4 separate regions of the Homo sapiens genome follow, and regions 1, 2 and 4 are each linked to region 3. Evidence: read pairs that join two places in POLR2A ChIA-PET (ENCODE). Cell type or tissue: OCI-LY7. All regions are shown on one strand. Each heading gives the region's core, and the rest is flanking DNA. Links, peaks and the distances in the headings are about the cores only. Region 1 holds the start of SERTAD2-AS1 (SERTAD2 antisense RNA 1). Region 2 overlaps LOC105374773 (a long non-coding RNA gene). Region 3 has its middle 43 kb from the start of LINC01800. Region 4 has its middle 23 kb from the start of MIR4433B.

Evidence for each region. ChIA-PET counts read pairs that join two places held together with the same protein. Peaks named below come from ENCODE experiments on the same cell type or tissue, not always from the same donor. Only the 100,000 strongest peaks of a DNase experiment are listed, where the experiment ranks them.
Region 1: POLR2A ChIA-PET joins it to region 3 with 9 read pairs; 13 of 35 experiments call an interaction of 5 or more read pairs at or near these places.
Region 2: POLR2A ChIA-PET joins it to region 3 with 6 read pairs; 6 of 35 experiments call an interaction of 5 or more read pairs at or near these places.
Region 4: POLR2A ChIA-PET joins it to region 3 with 6 read pairs; 2 of 35 experiments call an interaction of 5 or more read pairs at or near these places.

The regions. Positions count from the first base shown.
Region 1 is chr2:64,636,446-64,641,062 of GRCh38, reverse strand. It overlaps SERTAD2 (SERTA domain containing 2), which reads left to right. Exons shown (of 2, transcript NM_014755.3): 2 at 4,188-4,617. The coding sequence starts at 4,192. SERTAD2-AS1 (SERTAD2 antisense RNA 1) reads right to left here and starts at 4,139. Exons shown (of 2, transcript XR_940172.3): 1 at 1-4,139. In OCI-LY7, for the core only: no CTCF peak of the experiment used is centred there; DNase peaks (open chromatin) are centred at 3,295, 3,602 and 4,392; H3K4me3 peaks cover 2,500 bases; H3K27ac peaks cover 2,500 bases.
Region 2 is chr2:64,596,433-64,601,141 of GRCh38, reverse strand. All of the region lies in intron 3 of LOC105374773 (a long non-coding RNA gene), which reads left to right. Among named protein-coding and RNA genes, the nearest start is that of LINC02579, 8.5 kb to the left of the region's middle. In OCI-LY7, for the core only: no CTCF peak of the experiment used is centred there; no DNase peak of the experiment used is centred there.
Region 3 is chr2:64,817,966-64,822,674 of GRCh38, reverse strand. No RefSeq gene overlaps it. Among named protein-coding and RNA genes, the nearest start is that of LINC01800, 43 kb to the left of the region's middle. In OCI-LY7, for the core only: no CTCF peak of the experiment used is centred there; a DNase peak (open chromatin) is centred at 2,634; H3K4me3 peaks cover 915 bases.
Region 4 is chr2:64,361,977-64,366,685 of GRCh38, reverse strand. No RefSeq gene overlaps it. Among named protein-coding and RNA genes, the nearest start is that of MIR4433B, 23 kb to the right of the region's middle. RefSeq lists an enhancer at 2,643-2,782. In OCI-LY7, for the core only: CTCF peaks have their summits at 2,488 and 2,691; a DNase peak (open chromatin) is centred at 2,675.

The DNA.
Region 1 (4,617 bases), core at 2,084-4,583, 180 kb after region 3:
GTTTGAAACTTAGTTTGCTGCAGTTAATAGCAGTTAAAATTAATGTTTAGAAAACCAGAATGCTAGGAATTTGTTTCTAAAAAGTTTATTGGGGAGGGAGGTCATTTGATCTCAAACCTCATGTTAAGAGCCAATGACTATTCAGTAGAAAAGTGGCTGGGGTTAGTTTTAGGCCCCTTAGGGTGGGCAGAAGATGGAGGAGCACCCACGTGATTCCTCCACGTGGGAGTCTCCAACCCCGCCCTGGAGCTCAGGGGCACTTTGGGTCTTTAGAAAAATTGGGTAGAAGACATGGGTTTTTTAGGCTTTGGTCTTCACCAGCCAAGGGAGGAGATAAAGTGGAGTGTCAAAGCCCCGGGGTGACCTAGGAAGCCAATGGGTCACAGGCCCCCCTTTCGTGAACTCCAGGCCCCCCCTCCGCAGGAACCACAGCACCCCCTCCCTAGAGTCACCTACACGTCCTTAGCTCCTGCTACTGCTTCATCTTCAAGTTGCAGCCCAGCGAAGCCTTTTTGAAAGGTCCCTTGCCTCTCCAAAGGGTGGTTAAAGAGCTATTGTTATTTTCTTAGAGTGCCTGAGGAAAGAGAGGCTTCTGAGGAGCTAGGAGCTGGGCCGACCCTGACCTTGGCCAGCCTGAGCCAGGCCCAGAAAGGCCTGGAGGGGCTGATGCGCCTGGCTTCTTGCCCTCCGGTTCTTGAGGGCATGTCGTGTCTTTTCTCCTTTAAATTGGGCCCTGCTTAAGGAGGTGGTTGTTACACAAAGCCCTGAGAGTGAGAGTTCCCACTGCCCTCCCCCTCTAGGAGTTGGAGGCCTCTTCTGAATATGCTCATTGTAATGTTACTGCAGTGTGTCAGGCAAACTTAAGGAAAATGACTTCACTTTTTATTATGTTGCATTGTATTCCTTTCTGTAACAGCTTAGATAGAATTAGGATTAAAAATCAAGATTATATGCATTTTACAATCTTACTGGGTGTGTGGAGTCAGTTTTGCCTTATAATACAAAACAGAGAAATGGTGGCAAAACTGCCTTGAGGTACACTTCATCAGGGGTCCGTATTCACACCTCTGAGGTGCATCCAAGATTTGGTGTGTGTGTCTGTTCCTGCTTACAGGTTTTGCTTACCGAGCCCTCTGCCCTCCCCTTCCAGGCAGCATTACAGATGTCTTATCAGGCTTTCTCTAAATCATTAGGATTAGCACACAGCTCTGGCCAGCTGGATCATTCTAATTGGAAATTAGGTGCTTCTCACATTGAAATCCTTCTGAAAATATCTCCAAAGATCTCTTTCAGCTATGGGAATTCTACTAAATGCCTATAATATTTTGCATGGCCTGTATACTTTTTAAATAGGTGAATTCTGTAGATTCAGTGATTATTTCTAGAAAAATGCAGTATTAAAAAAGCCCTGTTGTTTGTTCTAGTAACAAGTCTTTAAAAAGACAATTCTGCATTGATGACTGTAAGAAGAGTCTACACCATCTTCCCTAAATGTTACCTCTCCTCCAGAAAACCGATAAAAATCCACAGTGGCAATAAGCTAGTTTGTTTTCGGTTGTATTTTGTTTTACACTTACGGACAGTGCTTCTCAAGCTTTCTGTGATTAGGGGCTCTCTTGGTTCCCTGGCCCCCCAATCTTTCACAGACTTCAGTAAGACACAATAAAAATAATTATCATAAAATGAAATAAAAATACAAAGTTATGGAAAATAGAAGCCCCATTTTAAAAATTCCATGTACAGACATAACAGTTACTGTGTAAATTTGCTGTAGAAGTTTCTAAATAATAAAATGTCTCTCTCTACATACCTCATCGTGGACCAGTAACAGTTCGCAGACAGGCACCATCTGTGGCCACACTTTGAGAAACACTATTTTAGAGTGTGTATGTATCTGTGTACTCACACATTTAAGTATGTTGCCATGATCACATTATAACATAACATAAATCTTAGAACTTTATATGAGAATTAAATGCACTTAGCTCTTTAGCAAAAGTGAAATTTTTCTATAAGTATTTAAATGCTTAAATTATAAGCAAATACCAATAGCATACCTGTGAATACAGTTATGTTTCAAAACCCAGTTGTCCAGTAGTACCTCTCATGCATGAAGTAGAAAACGTTTTGCAATATGAGATGAAACCACCTCCACTCTGATTCACCTTCAAGTTTAAACAGATACTTTAGATAGGAAATGTTCTATGCAAAGTAAATACACAGATGAGAATTTTAGCACTAAACAGTAGGAAATATGTCTATCACTTGAAGTATTAGACAAACCAACTGTTACTATCATAACCTTTATTGCCCTGAAGAACAATTAATTACTGGACTGGTCATTGTGATTGACATTGACAGCCATTTTTTAAATGTTAACAAAATGAGGGGAAATGTTTCATGCAAGTAACTCCACATTCTTCATAAGTATTAACAAATCTCAAGCCGATTCTGATGTTGATAGGTCGCAGCTTGTTCATCTGTCTCTTCTGGAGACCTCATGAGACATGAGGTAAGACGGTTACCCCAAGTGGCAGGCTCCATGTCTACCTGTATACTGGCCTTGAGGGCAGCATGGCCTGCTTTGTGACAAAGTATGAGAAAGAAGTTCTGTGAAGTTTATATTCCATTTAGCCTTATTTCTTTAGGTCGAGACTTGAAATTCAAAATGGTGATCAGGTGTAGGAGGGGCTATTTAGCCTCTTGAAGGCCAGGGTGTTCATGTGGGACTCCCCACTGGGCCTGGCCAAATGCCTATGACAGTGTAGATGTGGATAAGTTATTAAAGGATTGAATGAGGTGTGATCAATCAGCTGAAGCAGTTCATTAAAAGGTAAGTGGCATTTAGAAGAGAAATTGAATAACTACAAAGCAGTTGCCTGTATATGAAGACATGAGAGTGAGTCACACTGAGGACAGGATTAGCAGGAGTCCCTGAGAGTGCTGTAGCTGGAGGCGGGGACGGTGAGGGAGCAAGCATGGGCCTGGCTTCATTCGAACCACGATCCTGGTCCGAACACCAAAAGACAGGTTTCTTGTTAAATGGTTAGAAAGTGAGATCTTTGAGGCAAAGGCTAATGAACTTGAGATTGTTCTGTTTAGACAGTAGAAGTTCTGAAAGGAGGTTGTGACGATGTCACATGATCTTGGAAAGTTGGAAGGCCCACTCCCCAGAAGGTGACAACCAGTTGATAAAATGTATTCACTAAGGCCAGAGCAAGAGAGGACACAGCCTGGCCTGTGAGCAGCAGGCAAGATGGGGCAGGAGTTCCTGGCTGCAGTTTTAAAATTCAACCCATTACCAGATTCTCAGGGTCTGAGATATGAGGTCATGGTTTCCTCAAAATATGCATGTATCTCTGGAATCACAGGAGGTAGTTTGTTAGGAAATGTCTCGAGTACCCAAACAGCAATGCTTATAATCAGAGCTAATTACTTCAAAATTAATCCAGTTGTCTTCAAACATAACTGTGTGTGGATGAAGTTGAGCCAAGGAAGAACTTAGGCTGGGACATACGCATTCCTCCCCTTGATTCTAAATGAAAAGTGGCGGCGGCTCAGTCACTGTGGTCATTTAACACAGGTGCAGTGCTTCACCACATGTCCCCAACCAGGCAGAAAGACTCCGTGCTTAATGAGGAAGGAAAAGCATTTTGAAAGCACACACAGTTCTACCCAAATTATACATGTTACCTTTCTTTAACTTGGTTCTTTTAATCCTTTAAGAAGTGCTCAAGCTGTAATCTATGACACCTGTATCTGTTTAGGTCATAGCATTGTAAGTGTTTTCTTGGGCTTTAAAAATAAATCTACGTGGGGGAGGGAAATCGAACCTGCATGATAATCTTAGGCATGCGAACACAAGCACATGAGCTGAGAAAGTCAAAATCATGGTTTCCATGGTAATTCTTAACTTGTCTGTGTCGTACACATTTCTCAAGAAATACACTCACCAGACTACCTAGTGATAAAAATTGCTCCACAGGCATACAAAGGTGGATTTTCTAACTCTCTCTTATTGTAAAAGGTCTTCCTTCCTCCCACCCCTAATTAATCCACGTGTACTTGTAAATAACCCTGGGCAGGAAACTGAGGTCCAAGTCCTGCCCTCTAAATCAGTCTCTTTTTTTATGGGAGAAATCAGCTTTCATGTGATTAATGCCATTTCCTCTCTCTCCCCTCTGCAGATATATGTTGGGTAAAGGAGGAAAACGGAAGTTTGATGAGCATGAAGATGGGCTGGAAGGCAAAATCGTGTCTCCCTGTGACGGTCCATCCAAGGTGTCTTACACCTTACAGCGCCAGACTATCTTCAACATTTCCCTTATGAAACTCTATAACCACAGGCCCCTGACAGAGCCCAGCTTGCAAAAGACCGTTTTAATTAACAACATGTTGAGGCGGATCCAGGAGGAACTCAAACAGGAAGGCAGCCTGAGGCCCATGTTCACCCCCTCCTCCCAGCCCACCACCGAGCCCAGCGACAGCTACCGAGAGGCCCCGCCGGCCTTCAGCCACCTGGCGTCCCCGTCCTCCCACCCCTGCGACCTCGGAAGCACTACGCCCCTGGAGGCCTGCCTCACCCCGGCCTCACTGCTCGAGGACGACGATGACACG
Region 2 (4,709 bases), core at 861-3,360, 220 kb after region 3:
TAGGACTAAAGTGTTCTATGAGGAGTTGGACAGTCCTTAGGCAAGACTTCTCTCCTCCCACTGAGTAAAAATACTGATTTTGGTAACATGTCTCCATTTAGCTGAGGGTCTCTTTTAAGCTGTGGCTTAAATTTATTTATTTTAAAAAATTGTTGGCTGAGCACAGTGGCTCATGCCTGTAATCCCAGCACTCTGGGAGGCTGAGGCGGGCGGATAACCTGAGATCAGGGGTTCAAGGCCAACCTGGCCAACATGGTGAAACTCCATCTCTACTAAAAAATATAAAAATTAGCTGGATGTGATGGTGCACACCTGTAGTCCCACCTACTTGGGAGGCTGAGGCAGGAGAGTCGTTTGAACCTGGGAGGTGGATGTTGCAGTAAGCCAAGATCACACCACTGCACTCTAGCCTGGGCAACAGAGCAAGACTCCACCTAAAAAAAATTATTTTTATAGAGACAGGGTCTCACTATGTTGCCCAGGCTGGTCTTGAGCTCCTGGCCTTCAGCCATCTTCCTGCATCAGCCTCCCAAAGTGCTGGGATTACAGGTGTGAGCCACCGTGCCCAGGCTATGTGACTTGAACTTATAACAGAAGGAGAGCCCCCAGTGTGGCTTGCTTTGGCAGTAATCCTGCTGGGTTTGGGGGTCCTTGGGCCATGTTGGGAAGCCTGGTCCCAGAGCTACAAAGTCAGAAGCAACTCCACCTACCCTCCCTGCACCACCTCCAGCCCAAACTTGGAAGTCTTGCTTTGGATAACAGAGAAAAATAAAAGGTTGGGGGTGGGGTGCGGTGAGGCTGACAGTGGGTGGGGCAGGTTTCCTTAGGCAGCATGCCTTCAGGTGCTCCTGTGGTATCACACTCGGCAACTGAGAGGCATCTTTACTGATTTCCTCCAACCATCCACTCAGGGCACCCTAGGAGGAATGGTCAGGATGGGTCCTAGGTTCAGGGGTCTCTCCTACAGAGCTGTGTACATACTTTTCAACTAGGGGCTTCCTGGTGCTGTGGGCTGTAGAGCTGTACCCCAGGAGTAGGATCACCCCATATCCAGTTCTTACCTGCTGGTTACACAAGGCAGGGATTGAGGCAAAAGCCAACAGAAACAGATAGCATTTGGCAGAATGAAAACCGAAGGGTTTGGGGGGTTGCTTCAGAGCTTGGAGAACTGAGTCAGTGAGTGATAGAATATGATATTTTGGGGGAAAATTTGGACATTGCTTGAGGTGAGGGTCACAATGTTTGCAGGCAGAAGCAAAGCACAGATTCAGGAAGGGTCCCCGTACATTCCCCTGAGGGGCTCATGCATAAACTGGCTTAGGAAGCAAACAAAATGAAAGTCAGCCCATGCACCAGGCACTGTGCCAGAGGACAGAGGACAAACATGAGCCAGATCCAGTCCCTGCTCTCAAGGAGCTCATGGCCTGAGGGAGAGAGACAAGTAAATCCATCATCAGGAAGCAAGGTGAGAGGTGACATAACAGCCCTCATCCCACTGAGGCTGATGCTCTGTGGCTGTGTTCAGGCTCTGTGATCCTTCAGATCTGGGCTCAAGACTTTTCTGCTTCCTGGCTCTATGACCTTGGGGGAAGTGACATCATGTCCCGTCTTGGTTTCCTTATCAGGAGATGAGTTCAGGTACCTTTTAGGGTTACCGTGAGCATTAAGAGAGAATGTGTGTGAGGCCCAGTACTTGGCACTCAGCAGAGCTCTTAATAAATGTGAAGTAGTTTTATGATGAGCATTACATGATCACAGAGATTTGCCAAGCAATCGCAGAGGCTGGAGAGCCAGCTCTGTCTGTGGAGGTGGCCCAGAAAGGCTCCCTGAGGAAATGAGGCTGGCTGGCTGGTGAGAAAGGCTTTTCCTAAGAGACGATGAGCGTGGGCCAGCCCTCAGTGGGCATTTGGTAACTAGCAAGGAGCTGGTAGGCCAGGTGGGAGCCTCCATGCAGAGAGGACGATCCCAGTGCTGTGGAACCTGCCAAGGAGCTGACTGTCCAGAGAGTAAGGGGGTACCATGAAGGATGCTCAACAGGAAAAGAGCATTCCATTGGCATAGTGGAAGGTTAAATTGGAGGTGGGACGGGCAGAGGAAGGTCAGTGTGAGGCTGTTACAATAATCATGTAAAGATGATGAAGGCTTGAAGAGAGAGGCAATGGATACTTAGGAGGTGTCACTGACAGGATTTCAGGCCAATAGGATGAGGGGTAAGGAAGGGGAGCAGGCTGAGAGTGAACCTGAAGTGTGGCAAATGGAGCAAGGGTGATCCTAAGGCCAGGGGCATGGTGGGGTCGGGTGGAGGGCTGGAAGGCTGTGAGCACAAGCCTTTGTGGTACACATGTTTAATTGCAGGAGTGTCTTGGGGACATCTAGGTGGGGACGGCCATAGGGTTGTCAGAATAGTGGTGCAGGGCTGAGCACAGTGGCTCACGCCTGTAATCCCAGCACTTTGGGAGGCCAATGAGGGCGGATCACTTGAGGCCAGGAGTTTGACACCAGCCTGGCTAACATGGTGAAACCCCATCTCAACCAAAAGTACAAAAATTAGCTGGGCTTGGTAGCACACAGCTGTAGTCCCAGCTACTTGGGAGGCTGACACAGGAGAATTGCTTGAACCCTGGAGGCGGAGGTTGCAGTGAGTCAAGACTGTGCCACTCAACTCCAGCCTGGGCGACAGAGTGAGAGACTGTCTCAAAAAATAAATAAATAAATAAATAAATAAATAAATAAAAAAGGGGGTGGCGCACAGAGCTCAGGGGAGAGGAAAGATGACGATCTCCACTGAGATCATCATTAGCTGTTTTGATCAAGGATTCTGTAGCGGAAACACTGGGTAGGAGATGACAGCAGCCCCTCTTCTAAGGTAGACACAGCGCAGATCACAAAAGATCTCCTTATTTTCCCTCCTTGACCCTTTTGGTCTTCGTGACCCTCCCTAGTCCCTGACCTTCAGGGGAGGGATGGTGAGGCAGGAGAGGAGCATGAGCTCTGGTCAAAAGGAGAGCTGGGAGTGAGCAAGCGAAAGGCTTTGAAGTCACAGTTGACAACAACAGTGACCAGTATTTTGTTCCCTAAATCCTGGTTTTTGAAAACTGAAGGAAGGGAGCAGTTTTTGAAAGAGGTAAATTTAAAATAATAACATTATGTAAAGTGATATGCAGTATTCTCACAGATGGTCCAGGCTGAAAAGATAACTGAAATGATAGATAATTGAAACAAAGCAGATTCCTTAAGGGCAACTTTAAGAAGACAACCATATCCTCCTCCTATCAGCCTCCTATCTGCATCATCAATGACAGAAGACTGATCTGGATGAATGAAGATAAAAAGTTGTTTACTGAGGGCTTTCTATATGCCAGTGATGATATGGATCATCCTCACTTAATCTCCCATCCTGAGTAGATGTCATTTGATCTTCTACTTGTTTTATCATCCTTATGCTTCTTTTGGAGAACTAGTCAGATTTTTTTTTTTTTTTTTTAAAGATGGAATCTCAGCCAGGCACGGTAGCTCACACCTGTAATCCCAGCACTTAGGGAGGCCGAGGCAGGCGGATCATGAGTCAGGAGTTCAAGACCAGCCTGACCACAATGGTGAAACCCTGTCGCTACTAAAAATACAAAAATTAGCTGGGGGTGGTGGCACGCACCTGTAACCCCAGCTACTCTGGAGGCTGAGGCAAGAGAATTGCTTGAACCCAGGAGGTGGAGGTTGCAGTGAACCAAGATCTTGCCGCTGCACTCCAGCCTGGGCAACAGAGTGAGACTCCGTCTCAAAAAAAAAAAAAAAAAAGGAGTCTCACTGTGTTGCTCAGGCTGGTCTCGAACTCCTGGGCTCCAGTGATCCTCCTGCCTCGGCCTTCTGAGTAACCAGGACTACAGGTGTGTGCCACCATGCTGGGCATCACAGAAATGTTCAAGCTGCGTGAGGTTTTGGGGAGCATCTGTAGAAATGCTCAGGATGGCCCATGAGATGCCACAGGTGTAACATGATTGGATTTGGCAAGGCTTCACCTGTTTTTATGACTGGTGGGCAAGATGAAGAAATGTGGGCATCACTGGGTTGAGAAGCCGCACCCAGGGTCTTCCTGGCACACTGGATGTTTTACTGGTCAACATTTTGTGTGAGTGATTTGGATTATGAAGGATGTTTATCAATCTGTGGATGACAGAGCAGAGGAAGGAGGGCAAGTCTGTGTGTTGATGGTACAATGAAGATTTGATGGGATGAACGGGCTGAAACAATGGTCTAAAGCTGACAAAAAATCCTGAAAAAGGATCGATATAAAACCGTGCTTTTAGGCTCAAAAAACTCAGTGACACCAGGAGATGAGAGATGAGAGAAAAAAAATCTGGTTTGACGGCAGTTAGGGGTAAAAGGCTGTTCACACACTGAGCTAAAGAGGCAATATTGTTGCCATAAACGGTAATGCAATTTTAGGCTACATTAAAAGTAGGGTCTGAAATAAACCTGAGCCCCATGCCAGTGAAGAGATGGCCTCTGGCTCTGTCAGGGGAGCACATTTTAAGAGGAACTTTGGCAAACTGGACAATGTCCAGAAAAGAATAATGTGTGTGAGAAAGGCCTGGAAACCATGTCATCACGGGAGGTTTGGTAGGAGGAGGAGCATGGTAGTGATCTTCAGATATTCATGGAAGAGTCTAGGTTCATCCCTGCAGCTTGAGAGAAGGTAACTTGAACCAATG
Region 3 (4,709 bases), core at 1,375-3,874:
CATGTTGCTATAAAGGAATGTCTGAGACTGGGTTATTTGTAAAGAAAAGAGGTTTAATTGGCTCACAGTTCTGCAGGCTATACAAGAAGCATGACACCAACATCTGCTCAGCTTCTGGTGAGGGAATCAGGAAGCTTCCAATCATGGTGGAAGGTGAAGGGGGAGCCAGCATGTCACACGGTAAGAGCAGGAGCAAGGCCAGGGGTGGGGAGCAGGGAGGTGCCACCCTCTTTTAAGCAACCAGATCTCATGTGAACTCAGAGTGAGAACTCACTCATTATCCTGAGGACAGCACCGAGCCATTCGTGAGGGATCCACCTCCATGACTAGTGAGTGGACCCACTAGGCCCACCTCCAAACACTGGGGATCACATTCAACATGAGATTTGGAGGGGACAAAACATCCAAACCATAGCAAGGGGTGAAGAGAAAACTTCCCCTTCACCCTCTAAAGGCTTGCTGAAAATCAACTGACCAAAGACAGATTAATAGGAGAAAAGGTATACAAATTTTTATTTTTAGGTGTACAGCTCGGGGGAATTGAAGGAGAATAATTACTCAATAACCCAACAAGGTACAGATGCTTATACACCCTTCTTCACAGGACAAGGGAGATGGGAGAAATGTGGCAATTCGAAGGATAGTAAATAATTTTTAGGGGAAAATAAATGGACTTGGAGAGCATACAATGGCCTGGGACAAAGTCTGTTGAGCCTGCAGAGCAGGTTTGTGACAAAAGTCTGTCTAGGTGTGTTGACAGACATCAGTCTTTCTTCCTGCAATATCAGTTCAGTTAATGAAAACTTGGGAAAGGGACCAGAGGTCATTGTTGTCTTCTTTGGTGAGTCTGAACTTTAGGCAGATAAGTGATCTTTGGAGAACAATTTATCCCGTGCTTTGGAAGAGACAGAGAATTGAGAAACAGGACTAGGCAGGGAGTGGCGGGGAGGTCAGAGAGACCTTGCTGGGCATGGTGGCTCACGCCTGTAATCCCAGCGCTTTGGGAGGCCAAGGCAGGCAGATCACCTGAGGTCAGGAGTTTGAGAGCCTGACCAACATGCAGAAACCCCGTCTCTACTGAAAATACAAAAGTAGCCGGGCGTGGTGGCACATGCCTCTAATCCCAGCTACTCGGGAGGCTGAGGCAGGAGAATTGCTTGAACCTGGGAAGCGGATATTGCGGTGAGCCGAGATCGCGTCATTGCACTCCAGCCTGGGTAACAAGAGTGAAACTCCGTCTCAAAAAACAAAACAAAACCAAACAAACAAAAAAGAGAACTTGAGGCTGCTTCTTCAGTCCAGCATGTCAAAGCACCATATTTTAGAATATCAATTTCTGAGCCCCAACATATTTAATAATGACCATTCAGCTAGACAGCCAGGAGTGGCTGCCTTCTCTTCATCAGAGCAGGAGCTGGAGCTCTGAAGAAGGAGGTAGGAATGGGGACCCTGGCCAAGAATAGGGTGTTAGGGACTCCCATGCCTGCTTGCAATTATCTTCCCCATGCTAGGCTCCGGCCCCCAACAAGCTTTAGTGCAAGTCACACTCCTATGCCCTGAAGGATACAGAAAGGCCACAGGAAGTTTGCCATCTGATAGAGGAGGGAGTCAGGCCTACCTATAAGATAAGGAACCAGTGCCCCAAATAAAGCATGAGCAGGGAATGCATAGTTCTGTTCCCAGAGGAAATAATCCTGAAGCTGTGTGATGTGGTTCTGTTAAGGTTGCCCCATTATTTTCATACAACTTTGGTATTATTTTAAGTAATAGCAGAAACTAACATACTAAGACTTTATTAGAGTCAGATGTGTGCTAAGAACTTTTTAATCTAATTTGATTTTGTTAGAGACAGGGTCTCACTCTGTCACTCAGACTAGAGTGTAGTGGTCTGATCATAGCTCACTGTAGCCTTAACCTTCTGGGTCAAGCCATCCTGTTGCTTCAGCCTCCTGAGTAGCTAAGGCTACAGAGCATGTGCCATCATGTCCCAAATTAAAAAAAATTTTTTTTTTTGTAGATACAGGCTCTTACTATGTTGCCCAGGCTGGTCTTGAACTCCTAACCTCAAGAGATTCTCTCAACTTGGCCTCCCAATGCACTGGGATTATAGGCGTGAACCACCACGCCTGGCCCTTGTGCCATGTACTTTAAATTCATGGAGCTATTTAGTTGCCATGACAACACTAGGAGGAAAGTACTCTTACTATTATTATTTCCATTTTACGGATAAGGAAACCGACCCTCAAAGAAGTTAAATGCTAGTCCTAAAATGGTCCACCTGGTAAGAGGTGGAGCCAGAATTTTAGTCCACTTTGGTCCAATCTTGAAGTTTGAGTTGTCAATGTGATGCTATGCTGGACATTTGAAAGTACCTAGAGGAACATTGAAGGCAGCTCTGAAGAAGTGGGTCCTGATTTTGGCGTCAGTACTATCCAGCTCTGTGGCCTTACAGCAGTCCCTGTCAAGGGTTCGGTTTTCTCCCTGCTTGTTTTAATGGTTGGGCCAAATGACTACAAATGTGCCTTTCATTTCTAAAAATGCTCTCAAATCTAGGATTTTCAAGTTCCTAAAAATGAAACCAACTTATGCTCACTCTTGTTAATGTCTAAATCCGGAAGAACATTTACGAGGCAAATAAGGTACAGTCATACCCACTCACTCTCTGGCTTCCGAGGAGACTGCTGTGAAGGATGAAGTGTGGTGGCAGGGGTGGGAGAGGGGTACGGGGGTGGGGAACCCACAATCGTGTTGACAGGAACTCACTGAACATACTCTAGTATTTGTACAGTGTGTATCAGGATAGACTGCTGTGTCAAACAGCCCCAAAGTTTTAATGGCTTAACCCAAGAAAAGCTTATTTCTAACTTAGGAACAGCCCAACCTAAGTGTCCTAGTTGGCTCTCTCCAAGGGGCTCTTCTCCAGGGAGCGTCTCAGAAACCCAGGCTCCTCCTCTCTCATGGTTCTGCCTGTCTGCTGGGCCCTCAGAGTACTTTGTTTTTGGTTGGAGAGAAGTTTTAGTGTGCAGGAAAATAGCATATTTGACTTCTGTTCCATTGCATGGGCTAGAATTAGTCACATGGTTCCACCTAACTTCCCACAACAAACTGGGACATAGGGAACTTACTCTATCAGTCATAAAGACGCTCCACAGATGTCCTCTCTGGTTGTTGATGACCCATTTTCCCACCATGACTGTTCATGTGACAAACCTGAGTGTCCCTTGGGAGGAATAAAATGACCCCCCTTTCCTTCCTTGATTCTCTAAAAGAAAGTAATGGAACTTTCTTTAAAGAGTGCAAGAACTTTCTTCAGGGTCTTGTCCTGGGATCAAAGGTAACAATAATATTAATAGTAGCTAGCATTTACTGAGCATATATTATACATCAAGCAGCTACATGCATTATCTTAGAGTGAGGGCAAATCTCAAGGTCTGGATGAGAAGTGTAAAATTGAGCAATGATGCAATTGTATTTACTTTTTCTATAAATGACTTTAATTTCTATTTTGAATGTCCATTCTGCTAGGTGGCAGCATCCTTATTTCATTGATTTGGGTCCCTGCCCTATCCCAAGTTTTGTCTAAGTTCCCAGGTGATGGGCGGTAGCTAGGACTTGCTATTACGTGTGCTTATCTACCCACAGTGGCACCTGTCGTTATGTTGCAGTGTGAGGGCTGACATTCTTGCAGGCTTCTGCTTGATGGTCCTCCTTTACTCCATATCTAAAACCCATCACTCTCTTTGCTACCTCAAAACCACTTCGTAGTTCACAGGGAGCAAGCCACTGTTTCCAGCACCTGGTTCTGACCTACAGCCTTTCTGTCTGAGCACATTTTGAAAACAATTCCTCTGCCCTGGGGACAGGAGGCACCAGTCCTCTCTGCTTTCCTGTCACTCATCATTGCAGATCAGGGACTCTAGATCAAGTCCCTGGGCAAGGAGCAAGCTGCAGGCCCCTCTCTCAGGGACCCTGCCAACTTTCTGCCTCGCTTTGCTTCTTTCCTCCCTTCCATAGTCCTGATAATCCCATATTCCTGGAGACAGGGCAATCTGATTGTTTTTCCAGTTCCAATATTTAGGGCACAAACTTGACACCTTCAATTATTTCAGACTTATACTTTTTTTTTTTTTTTTCTGAGACAGTCTTGCTCTGTCACCTGGGCTGGAATGCAGTGGTGCAATCTCGACTCACTGCAAACTCCACCTCCCAGGTTCAAGCCATCCTCTTGCCTCAGCCTCCAAGTAGCTGGGACTACAGATCCTGCCACCAAGCCCAGTTAAATTTTGTATTTTTAGTAGAGATGGGGTTTTGCCATGTTGGCCAGGTTGATTTCAGACTCCTGACCTCAGGTGATCTGCCAGCCTCGGCCTCCCAAAGTGCTGGGATTACAGGCCTGAGCCACTGCGCCAGGCCCAGACTTAAACTTTGCAGTTCAAAAGGCTTTCTTCTGACAGCTCCTAAACTGTTGTGCTGCTTTTCTGTCATGTCATTTGCCCCCTGAGGCAATGAATGCTGCAAGGCAGTAAAAGACTACAGACGAAATGGGAGAAGGCCAAGAGATATAGGACATAAATACAGTGTTTAAAAAAAAAAAAAACTTAAAAATTTCCCAAAATATTTTCCCTGTCACAATCTCACTGAATTCTCAGTGACCATCCTGCAATAGAGGTGCCATTAATATTTCTGTTTTTTAAGAGGGTCACATTGGC
Region 4 (4,709 bases), core at 1,240-3,739, 460 kb after region 3:
CTTGCCCCCTTGGAAGGGCATCTGATGCCTGGAACTGGGGTAGTCATCTTATCACCATGAGGGAGAGGCCAAAAATATCTCAGAGACTCAGGCAATGAAACTGTTGAAATGAGAATTGCCACCACCAACTGCCTTCTTCCAGACTTTCAGTGTGATGAGAAGATCAAACCTGCATTTATTTAAGACATTGTAAATCAAGTATCCTGTTATTTACAGCTGAGATCAATTAAATCTGATAGAGCTTAAAATATTGCATTTAGAACTGAGCATGATTGTCCAGATTTGGCAGGACTATTGTGATATGTGTTTGAGCTATTGTTTACCTTGTGCCACCCTAAGACCAACATTTTGGCAGCTTCACATGGTTGACTTCCATCCTTATAAGTAACAACAACAGTTTAAAAATTACCATTTATTGGGGTCTTATTATTTGCCACATATTATTCATTTATTTAACAAATATTTATTAATGCCAAATCCTCTGCTGAGAATACAGTAGTAGTAAATAAAATAGACACATTTCTGCCCTCAGAGTCTCATGTGATTATTTTTAATCTGAATAATATTTCAAGCTATATAATATCATTGCCATTTTTATATTATTCGGATATTGAGTATGTATCCACATAAAGCCTCTAACTTCTTTACACTTAAACTTCTGTGGAAATAGATGTCTCAATTCTGAATTTAACTGTAGGTACAGGGTTTCATTTAATTAATTAAATGATTTTAAAACTTTGTGAAACAATCTCAAATGTACAGAATGTTTGTAAGAGCAGCATTGTTTTACCCTGAAACAAATGAGCACGTTTGCCACATAATGCCCCATGACCCCTGAATACTTTATTGTGTATTTCCTACAAAAAAGAATATTCTTTGACATAACCACAAACCACCATTGAAATCTATTCATTAAGACTGATATATCACTACAGATATGGTTTGACTCTGTGTGCCCACCCAAATCTCATCTGAATTGTAATCCCCACATGTCAAGGGAGGGACCTGGTGGGAGGTGATTGGATTATGGGGGCAGTTTCCCACATATTGTTCTCATGATAGTGAGGGAGTTCTCATGAGATCCGATGGTGTGAAAGTGTTGCACTTCCCTCCTCTCTCTCACCTGTTCCCTGCTCTGCCATTGTGAAGATGTGCTTGCTTACCCTTCGCCTTCCACCATGATTGTAAGTTTCCTGAGGCCTCCCAGTCATGCTTCCTGTTAAGCCTGCAGAACTGTTATTCAACTAAACCTCTCTTCTTCATAAATTACCCAGTATCAGGTAGTTCTTTATAGCAGTGTAAGAACAGACTAATACAATTACCATTCTAATTCTTAGACAAATTCAAGTTGTGCAATAGTCCCAAATATGTTAAAGTAAAAGGATTGAGGCCAGGATCATACATCACACTTAACAGGCAATTCTCCTTAGTCTTCTTCGGTTAGTCTGAAACAGTTCTTCCAACTTTTCCTTGATTTTCAGAACCTTGATGGTTTTGGAAATCGCAAGCCACCCATTTTGTAGAATTTGTAGTCTCACCTTTCCACACAAATAGTCACATCGCAACAATCCTCCTGTGCTCTTGGCGTTGATTTTACCAGGTGCCACGTGATTTCTATTTGTCCCATGACTGGTGATGTTTACTTTGGTCACTTGATTATGGTGGTGTCTGCCAGTTTCTCCACTGTAAATTATTATTTTCCCTTTTGTAATTAAGTATTTTGTGGGGAAATACATTGAGATTATGTAAATGCCCTGTTTTTCATTGAACATTCAATTTATTAATATTCATTTTTTATCAGTATGGGCTCAAAGATTCCTGTCATAGTAAATAGACTAGAATCCATTATTATCACTATTTTGATGCTCAAATTGTCCTGAACACAGCCAGTGGGAGCTCCTTAAAGCTGGCTGCTGTGTCCTTTTGACATGTTCCTGTCATTCTTTGAGTACTACCTGGCTCACAGCCACAAGGTATTCCGAGCTCATATATCTCCGCTCCAGCCCTAGAATTGGCTATTTTTCCAAGGTGCCTGATTCCTCTTAGTGGAACGTGATATTTCCAAACCATGGTCTGGGTCTATCTGAGCCCTGCCTCCTATCCTACTAAGCTGTGCTCAGACCCCCAGTATGATACTGGAACAGGCTGAGCCCTGGCTATGAGCTTGGCAGAGTCCCCAGATCAGGGTACACCTGAAAGTGAGCAGGTCTGGCCCCTCCTGTGCTACAGGTGAAGCCTGGGGATGTGGGGTGGGCCCCATCCGTGGAACCAAACTGGCTCTAAATTATCTACCGAGCCCCAAGCCCTCAGAAGGACCCACAGGAGGTCTGCCCAGCCAAGGGCTTCAGAGTTAAGCTCGAGGAGCTCCAACAACACAAGGCAAACTCTTAATTGCTGCTTCCTGCAAACAACTGAGGAGGGAAGTTGCAAAGAGAAAACTCAGGGGTAAAGGAGCAGGGAGAATCTGTCTGAGATATGCAGTGACAGCCTCCACCACATCAGACTGAAGCCAGTGCAGGCCATTTGCCCCAGGAGGCACTTTCTGCAAACTTTGCTTAAGCTCCCCTCTGTGCTGAGGAATGCCCCCAGCTGGGATGCTTAGTTCCAGCTCACAGCCTGGCAGAAGAAGATGCAATGCTACAAGCGAAGAGAAATATTTCATAGAAAAGCAAGGGGGCGTTGGAGCCAGGCCTGATGATGAGCTCCACCTGCCATTTCCTGAGGCTGCAGCCAGGGCAGGGTGGGGCTAGAGGGGATCTTTTCAGGTTAGTCCTTGCTCACCTCCTGTGACTCTATCTCCTCAAGAGCAAGCTTCATGAGAGATGGTCTTGCTGGACACTATAGGAGGAAAAGAAGGAAGACAGGAAGATCAGGAAGGAAGACCAGGCTGAAGGGACGGGCAAACCACCCTTGACAGCTCTGCCCAGTATGACTGGGGTGGCTGTCCATCTGAGAATAAGAACTCAAAAGGCACATGGATGTTATTTCTCAATGGCAGTGACAGTCTGTGGGTCTCTGATCCTATCAGACTGTCCTCAGACAGAGAAGGAGGAGGTGAAAGGGGAAAAATACTGCCTTGTAAGAATGGGCAAAGACAAAAGTACTTCTAGGCAGGAGGTGAGAGAAGCAAGGTTGGCAGGGCAGAGGCTATCCTATAGTGAGTCTTGCATGCCTTAGGAAAAGGTGCCCATTCTGGGTACGGAGCCCAACGATCAAGAGGTGCTTCTGTGCAAACTTTAAACGGATGCAGTCCCATACCAGAATACACACTGTGGCAAGTGAGCTGTAGCTGAATTTCAGCCTCCACTCATCCCCTCAGCAGGGCATATTTGTGCAGGGTACAACCAACACCACTGTCCATGGTAGCCTTGAGGGTTGACTGAATTTTTACTGAGGGAATATAAATTTGTTGCTTTTCCCGAGTGGAAAAAAATATACACTAAGAACTCTATATTCCCTGCTGAAGATTTTCTCAGCCTACTTTGAGGCCTGAGCTTGGCTGTGGGGAGAAGTACCAGTGGAAGTTCTGACAGTGGGAGGAGGAATTGTATGTTTCCCATACAAGGACTGTCCCGTACTGACAGGAGGAAGCACATTCCTGGTTCATGATGGGTGAACACCCATGAATGGAGAATGGACGCCAGCAAAGACCATGCCTGGCATCGCACAGGGAGGGAGAATTGCCACAGCTTTGGGAATGAGGAAGAAGGCAGGAGACGGCATCCCTGCAGGGCCAAGGAAGAGACTCCCTCTTCCCAAAGGTAGAACAGCTGTTTCCCTGGGACGAGGCTGTGGAGGGAGGCACCTGCATTCCCCAGGCAGCAGGTCACTCTTTCTGTGCAGGTGTGGAGGAGAGAGTGGAGATGACTCAAGCAGGGGAGTGGCTCATTGCTGTTAGGCAGGTCTCAAGGCCCTGGGGTGCTTCACTTTCCTTCTCGCAGCCCCACCACTTTTTCTGTGACCTGAGCTTGTGCTTAGCTCTGTCAGGCTGCCAGTCAGTTCTTACTCAACCAGGAAAATCCATGAACCCCAGAGTCTGGCTGTACAACACCTGCCTAACCAGCAGGCCTGGACTGAGGTCAATGCACAGAAGAGAAAATACAAGTGTGTGTGTGTGTGTGTGTGTGCATGTGTGTGTCGAAACACGTATATGTATAGGGAGTGAATGGAATGTCCATGGAGAAAGAGACCTATTTTCTGTGGGTATTCTCCTGAAATCATCCTTACTTTAGCTCTGGGGGGCACAGCTCTTGGATGAGGTAACCCTGTGGAAATCACGACCTACTCTCACCTGAGTCTGCTGTGGTTTAAAGGAGCAGGAGTAACTGAAGGAAGAAAGGGCTCATATTCAGTGGCTGTCCTAGGTATGGGGTGAGGGCTCTTCAGGGGGACTAGAGGGGTCAGACTGTCAGTGAGGGGGCTGCAAGGCTGTGGCCTCAGGTCTAGCTCCATTGAGGGACAGAAGGCCCAAGAGGACCTGCTCCTCATCACTCAGCCTGTTCCTTCCCCCAAACGTCCTCCCTCCCCTTTTACCTACCCTTAGGAGCCAGCGCATTCCCCCTCCTCTGTTCCTCCTTCCTCACTAATTCTAGCCTCTCCTGTGCTTGTGATGCAGGAATGAGCAAGGGCTGAGGGCTGCAGTCCTGTCTCTGGGAGTGAGGACCACTGCTCACCCTTTCATGCTGACTGCCATCCAAGGCGCTGAGCGT